2 separate regions of the Homo sapiens genome follow, and region 1 is linked to region 2. A link is a loop called in an ENCODE intact Hi-C map of the cell type or tissue named here. Cell type or tissue: Calu3. All regions are shown on one strand.

Evidence for each region. Peaks named below come from ENCODE experiments on the same cell type or tissue, not always from the same donor. Only the 100,000 strongest peaks of a DNase experiment are listed, where the experiment ranks them.
Region 1: it touches region 2 in a loop (17-fold over the local background); 6 of 110 quality-filtered maps call a loop at or near these places.

What each region holds. Positions count from the first base shown.
Region 1 is chr14:47,440,427-47,444,426 of GRCh38, reverse strand. The region is part of intron 1 of MDGA2 (MAM domain containing glycosylphosphatidylinositol anchor 2); the gene reads left to right. It also overlaps the pseudogene RPS15AP3. Among named protein-coding and RNA genes, the nearest start is that of MDGA2, 230 kb to the left of the region's middle. In Calu3, no CTCF peak of the experiment used is centred here; a DNase peak (open chromatin) is centred at 2,006.
Region 2 is chr14:47,537,526-47,541,525 of GRCh38, reverse strand. All of the region lies in intron 1 of MDGA2 (MAM domain containing glycosylphosphatidylinositol anchor 2), which reads left to right. Among named protein-coding and RNA genes, the nearest start is that of MDGA2, 140 kb to the left of the region's middle. In Calu3, no CTCF peak of the experiment used is centred here; no DNase peak of the experiment used is centred here.

The DNA.
Region 1 (4,000 bases), 97 kb after region 2:
TCAGGTTCTTATGGGGCCGTGCTCCAGAGCCATCATCTGGTTTCTCACTGTGATGATGAAGCGTGGTTACACTGGCAAATTTGAAATCATTGATGATTACACAGCTGGGAAAAGAGCTGCGAATCCCTCAGGCAGGTTAAACATGTGTGGCATGATTAGCCTCAACTTCGATGTACAACTCAAAGACCTAGAAAAATGGCAAAACAGTCTGCTCTTCTCCAGTCAGTTTAGTTGTATTGACAACCTCAGCTGGCATCATGGACCACAAAGGAGCAAGATGAAAGTGCACAGTAGGGAAAATCCTGGGGATTATTTTTCTAGGGATGTAATGCTTACAAATAAAATGCTCAATAGACAATAAACAAAAATAAAAGTAAAATAAACGTGTACTTCTTTAGTGTTTCTTATGTGCAAGAGCCTATGCTGTGGAAAAGATAGATGTATACCTTCAATAAAGTTATAATCTAGTAACTGTGTTTTGGCAAAAAGGGTGTCCCCAGAACCTATGTAGGAAGGAAAAGTACAACTTTCAGGGACAAGCCTAGGATTGAAGAACATCCTTGGGAGTTTCCAGGCAGAAGGCCTTGGACCCTCTCTCTTATGGATGCCGAAATTCCAACATTCACCTGAGACCTCCCTCTTTAGGGACATCCCTAGTCATATACAGGTGAAAGGTGTCTTTCTTTGCAAGGGGCAGCTTACTGATATCTCAATTTTTATTCTGGATTTATTATTATTTGAAATATTACAGGAATTTGAGGATGAACTTGGACAATTAGTACCATATTTGATATTCTTTTATTATAAAAACAAAATACAACATAAATGCATAATTTATGAACTGAATTATGCAATGGTGAAATGCAGAACAATGAATATTTATATAGTAAATATACGGAAACAAATACATATATAGAAAAGTCTAATTCTTTTAATTTTGTGAGCCAGTCAACACAATTACCATTTCTCATCTGTTTTGAAGCTAGAGCTCTCCTAGTGTCATATAGTAGTTCTCCATATCCAAGGGGGATACATTCCATCATCCCCAGTGAATACCTGAAACCTTGGATAGTACCGAACACAATTGCCACCAATTGGAACACATGTCTGTTCGTGTCTTCTACCCACAAATTTAATGCCTTTTATATCTTAATTGAGCATTTATCATGCACTCTGGACATAACTTTGGCAGTCTGAGGTGGAACAGCAAAACTGGCATGAATTTCTTTTTGCCTCTTTACAATTTCATGATCTCAAGATTTGTTCTCACCGTAGATCTTAGCAAGTTCAGCATACAATTTTTTGCTTTCCTTAAGTTGAGAACGTGCACTGTTTCATTTAAAGAAAGTACTTTATGGCATATCTTAATTGCTAGCGTCACTATTTTTGCACATTGCGGCCATGATTAAGTAAAATCAGGGTACTTGAACACAAGAACGGCAATTCAGTGACAGTCCATCTGATAACTGAGATGGTTAAGTGACTAAAGGGTGGGTAGCATAGACAACATGGGTACGCCGAACAAAGGGATGATTCATATTCCAGTGCAAGATTTTATCATGCTACTCAAAACAGCATGTGATTTAGAAGTTAGGAGTTATTTCTGGAAGTTTCCTTTTAATATTTTCAGACCACAGTTGACCAAGAGTAAATGAAATTGCAGAAAGCAAAACTTTGGATAAGCGGGGGCTCGAATACACAGATGTGGTATCCGCAGGAAGGTGATGGATGTGGGGATTAGAGTATATGCTGGGCTTCATGGTGCCTACATTCCGTTTGCTGTGCCTCACTATTTAATGCCTTTAAACTTTTGTTTGCCCAAGTAGGAAATGAGGGGTATAATAATACCTATAAGGTAGAATCATTGTGAGGATAAATTTGTTAATACTCTGCTCCTGCCTTCACTACTGACCTCATCTCCAGTGAGATTTCCTGCTTACATCACCTCAGTGCACCAGCCTCCTCTGACTAAGTCCCTGACCAGGTCATGTGCATCCCTGACTCCTGTGCTGGAAACTCCTGTCCTGTCTCCCTCTGCTGGAAACACTGAGCCTACAGACAACTGTTTGCCTTACTCTCTCATGTAGGTCTCTCTTCAGATGATCAGAGAAGCCTTTCTTGCTGTTTATTCACCATTAGGTCTGTACCATCTGGAACACTACCTGACACTAAACAGACACTCAATAAATGTAAGTTCAGTGAAGAAATAAATAAATATGTATACATACCTTAACCGACCACTTATCACAAAACAAGAACTCAAAGTATCCTCTCCATTGCCTCTATTATCAATTATATTGTTAAAAATTGATCCCAACCTATGATAAATCACATGACAAGTAGTGTTTGTTTGAGCCCCCACATTTTCTACACCACAAGCCTGTTTATCTTTTCTTCACTAGACTGCAGTGAAGGGTTTTTTTCTTTTCCTAAATAGAACCTTAAATCAATATACTTGACTGGGTTATCTATTTTCTGAAATCAAATAGGAAAATATTTGTTCTGTTGCACAGAATGTGTGCATTTGACACTGATTCTATCCCAAGATACATTGTGGCAGCTGTTTCTAATCATTCTCAGCTTTGTCCTCATGATATTGGGTCTAATTAATAAGTTTCACTAAAACTTCAAGTACTGGTTTATATTTCTATTAACAGTATTCTACCAATTGGCATAATAGCATATTTAACTTCTGTAGTTTATCTACCAAGTATATATTGTGATACTCTGCTAGTTGTCGTATGTTGTTTGTACCCATGACAAATCTGATTTTCAAAAAACTGTCAATTCCATGAGGAAAGGGAGTCTATATGGCTCCATAATATAACCTTGTACTTATTGATGCTTAATGTAAGTTTGTTGAGAACATATTTATTTATATACTTATTTTGGTAATTAGAGTTAGATTATCTCTTAATTTTCCTACTATGTCCTTCAGAATGTTTAAAAAATTGCTTTACTTCCGTCACTTATTTGACTTTTTAAAAATTTGCGCTTTTGCACAAATGTGCATTTTGAGCAACCTCAGTTGGTCAGTGGAATTTCAGTCAATGAAATCCAGCCAGCGGGTATTCATTGTGTTCCTGAAACCTCACCAGTCTGCCTGCTCCCTGTCCGGCTCAGTGCTACCTGCATTGTGAGCCCATTCTATTTCTGCTCTCCACACTTGGTTTCCGTGACCAGCTGCCCTTGTTATGTTGTTCTCAGTTTGGAAGTCCTTGACTCTGCTTGATCAAATCTTGCCTATTAAAGGATCTCATCAAGAGCTTTCTTGGCTCTGCTACTTTGCCTGATCACTCAGCTCAGAGTTCATCGGTCTCACCTTTTGGCTCCCATAGACTTGTGTTTATCATTCTATTTGTGGCATGTATTTCCTTCCTTGCTTCATAGTTGCTTTGCACAGATCTGTCACTCTTACTGTATTGTAATACAGCTGAAGGTATGGAATGTTTGTTTGACTGTGTATTTGCAGTCCCCAAATGAAATCAGTACTTACCATATATTCAGTTATTAGCTGTACCCTTGAATTTAATTCTACCTCTGAAAAGGGTAAAGGGCAGAGGTAAGAGAAGTAAATTTTTTTTACGTAATGATACCTTGGATTCCAGAGGAAATAATCACATATTTCCCCCATGAAAGCATAACTATGGGGACAAAGGGCACCCCTAGAGTGAGAGGAAGATCTCACTGTTTTTTATATTTTGACAATTCCCTTTCCAGGGAATTTCTAGAAGCCTACAGAAGCCTACAGAAAGTGTAGAATCATGCTGAGTTAGACTCTGGGGTTTATTTTAGCTTTTCTTTATTACTTTATGGTATCTACCAGAGATACCAACTAGAAGAATTTCTTTTCACTCTTCTCTGGAAAAGCGTTTATATAAAATTGCCCAGTGATTCTCAGTTTTGCCAATCCTAGGTTTAACAATTACGTATGACTTAAGTTGCCATCACTGTCCCAATAAGCAGACGCTAAGACAAGGTTTCATGAGACAGTGATGTA
Region 2 (4,000 bases):
GGGGACAAGAGCTTATGGGTAAGAGAGAGAACTGCAACATTAAGAGTTTGAGCATCAGTACAGAAAGGGTAAATTTAGAAACCAAACGAGGAATTAAATTAATATACCCCAAGCATGGGAAAATTATGTGGCCTCCTAACTGCTGTGACTGCTTTCTGCCTCTGGACATATTTCGTTTGTCTTGCAAAGTGTTTTGGTTTTATTTTTGGATTCTTCTTGTTCTCAAATTGAATTAGTGCCTACATTTACAGACTAGATTATACCCCAAAGTGCTCATTTTATTCCACTTTTGAAAAGTCTGAAAATGACAATACATGATTCTTATTCCTATATGGTCACAATTTTCAGTAGAGATCATAAATAATTACTCTTTTCAGACACACATTCATCACTTCACTCAGGGACTCACCCCAGCCTGCTTCAGTCATTTGTCTGCCTTGGTATCTAGGTGGATTTGAATTTTTTGAAATCTGAAGTAAGGAGCAAGCAATAATCTAATCTTAGATTGTAGGATGAGTCATTTGACATGTATTTACTGATCAGGCAGTAATCTAGGACATAAAATATAATATAGTGAAGAAACCAGAAAAAAATTCCTTCATGGTGATTGTGTTTTAATGTGCATGGCAGATAATTACCAATCAAATAAAATATATAGTGTGGTTGGGTGTAGTAGTTCATACCTGTAATCCTTGCACTTTGGGAGGTCAAGCTGGGAGGATTACTTGAGATCAGGAGTTCAAGACCAACCTGCACTACATAGTGAGACCCTGTATCTAAAAAAATACATGTTTTTAATTAGCCAGGCATGGGGGTGCATACCTGTGGTCCTAGCTTGGAAGGCTGAGGCAGGAGGATTGCTTGACCTCAGGAGTTTGAGGTTACAGTGAGCTATGAGCACACACTGAACTCCAGCCTGAGTGAAAGAGCAAGATCCTGTCTCTCTCTCTATGTGTGTGTGTATATATATACATATATATATATACACACACACACACACACACATATACATATACATATACAAACACACACACGTATACACACAGAAAGAAAAAATAGGGGAGGGACGGAGTGTGTGTGTTGGTGATAAATGCTTAAGAGAAAAAGCAGGAAAGGGGACAGGAAGTATCAGTGGCTTGCTATTTTAAATAGGATAGTTAGGAAAAGTCTTACTGTGGAAGTACCACTTGAGTCACTTTAAAATAAGTGGATGGGCCGGGCACGGTGGCCCACGCCTGTAATCCCAGCACTTTGGGAGGCCGAGGCGGGCGGATCACGAGGTCAGGAGATCGAGACGATCCTGGCTAACACGGTGAAACCCCGTCTCTACCAAAAATACAAAAAATTAGCCGGGCGAGGTGGCGGGCGCCTGTAGTCCCAGCTACTCGGGAGGCTGAGGCAGATGAATGGCGTGAACCCCGGGGGGCGGAGCCTGCAGTGAGCCGAGATCGTGCCACCGCACTCCAGCCTGGGCGGCAGCGAGACTCCGTCTCAAAAAAAAAAGAAAAAGAAAATGAGTGGATGATCCCTGTGGCTCTTTTAAGGAAAAGAGTTCTGAGCAGAGGGCAAAACCAAGGGCAGATGCCCTGAATGGATTTGCTAGTGTGTTCTAGGAACCTTGACGAGGCCAGTGTGGTGAGCATGGAATGAACCAGTGGGAGAAGTAACAAGGGTCCAGATTTGGAACGCCTTACAGGTGACTGCTACTACTTCAGCTTTCACTGACTGTGGTATGAACCATATATAACTGTAAATATTAGGCTGTAAAGAAAGTGAGTTTATGCCAAATCTACTCTAAGCTACACCATGAAGCTGGATATGATTTACCTTATATAACTATCCCCCACTTCTCTCAGATACAAGTAAGGGTAAACTGTGCTCTTTAAACAATCTGTATAGTTCACTGTGATCGATTGTTTGGAAGAAAGGATGCAGGTAGGTCCCAAAGATAACAGAATAGAAATGATCAGGTCTTAAAATGGGTGCTTGTTGAGTACAAATTCCTCTTTTGATTGTTGAGTGATGTTCTGGGTATCTATTCACTGCCTGTCAGCTCCATAGCCACCCTTCATTATCTGCTCCGCTGTAATGGAGTTAGACCCTCCAAGTGTTTCTCCTTTGTACATCTTAAAATTAAGCTTTGTCAGTAGAGGGCACTAAAGCAACATTGCAGAAGGAAAAGGGTTTCTTTTCCTGGTTCTGGTGTGATTTGGTTTTGCTTTTTGCTACTATTGCAAGAATGCCTGCATGGGAACATCCGGTGGCACTCTGCTTTAGCCACACACCCAGTGCATGCAGTCCGGGGCACCAGGTTCTTGCTGTGGCTGTCCCTGGTTTATAGATGGTCTCCTATGTACAGTTGGTCTCCTGCTGCTCTGCTGGTGAGCAAGCTCCAATGCTCTGACTCCATTTGTGTGTGCACCAACCAGCCCTCACCAGCCTGTACCCTGAGGGAAGTTTCCACTAGGCTAGACAAATGTGGATCAATTCTGGTCTGGACAATTCAGCAGACTTCTCCACTATCTACCGGGCTGCAGCCATACCTTCTCCAGTGATCTGAATCCTAGACTTGGGGAGGTCTCCCACTTACCCAAGTTGTTCCTTCTTAGGTACTCCGTTACCCCTGAGATATATAATGAGCCCTGATTTATATAATATATATGGGAGAGAGAGAATATGTGTATGCATACGTGTGTATCACTAATTAAGTGCTGGCACCCAGATACGTGCTGTATAATTGCTATGCTAATCACATAGGGTAGAGTAGACAAGGGGATTTTTACCTTTCAAATATCTTAGAGTTCAGTGGGAGAGAGAGAGAAAAAGAAAGAAACATATACACACACAATCACATCATGTGGTAAGACTTATGATGGAAGTGACAGAGTAAATGTAATAGGAAGGTCAAGTACATCTGATAGGGAGAGTTAGAGATGTTTTGAGTGTGAGAAAACGCTGCCTTTAAGGACCACCCAATCAAGAGTTGTTGTGTTGTTATCTTTGTATATAACACGAAATCTCAACACAAAAGATAATTTCTAAAGATGCTTAGTCTTGTTATAGACTGAAACACTTTGACTTACCCATTATTGTTCCAGAACTATAATTTACTGGGAATCACCTGGTAGTTGAATAATGAAGTCGACTTTTTAGATGCTTACTTAACACTCATGAAATTATGCACTGACCAGATTCTCCTAATTGTAGAAAAAAAAATAATTCACAAATTTGAAAGCTCATGTCAATTATTTAGTCATACTTTAATAAAATATTGGGGCAGGAAAAGCTCTCAATTTTATTTTATCACTAAGCCATATATATCCAGGGCACATATTTGCATATGGTTACAACGTGCTAGCACAGATTCGAAACATCATACATTTGTTTAACTACTGCTTCTTTTAAATAATTAGGACTTAAAAGAGTCTAGCAATTATAGTTTAAATTGCAAATGGAAAAACATAGAGGTTCTATTTATCTGAATCTGTATTGTCTTAAACATCAGTGCTGGTAGAATTACTTTGCATTTAGCAGTATTTTTCCTTATCATATAAATAATACATTAAGGTATAAAACTGCCCACCTGTGCTGTACATGGTTATTGTTCATTATGTTGTCCTTGGGAAGTCTGGTTCCTAAATATTTATTACTATGAACTCATCCAGTTGCTTTAATTCATAAGGAATATGTGGAAATCCTAATCTTGTTCTTTTGAAATGCAGTGAACCCTGGAATTAATGTGGTAGCTGAAGTAGGGGGAAGTTTAAACCACAATTCTTTTGCACAGGATCAATGGATCAGTTCCAGTGTAAACAAAGGTTGGTTTAGTCAAATTAGCCATCTGTCTCTGATGAATTTAAACAGTAATGTGACACATTTAGTACTGTAACAAGCTTTTGCTTATTTTTAAGTTTTTTTTTTTTTTTTTTTTTTTTTTTTTTTTTTTTTTTTAACAGAGAGAAGGTAACAGTGGATAATAGCAGCCCTGGGTTTCCTCTTT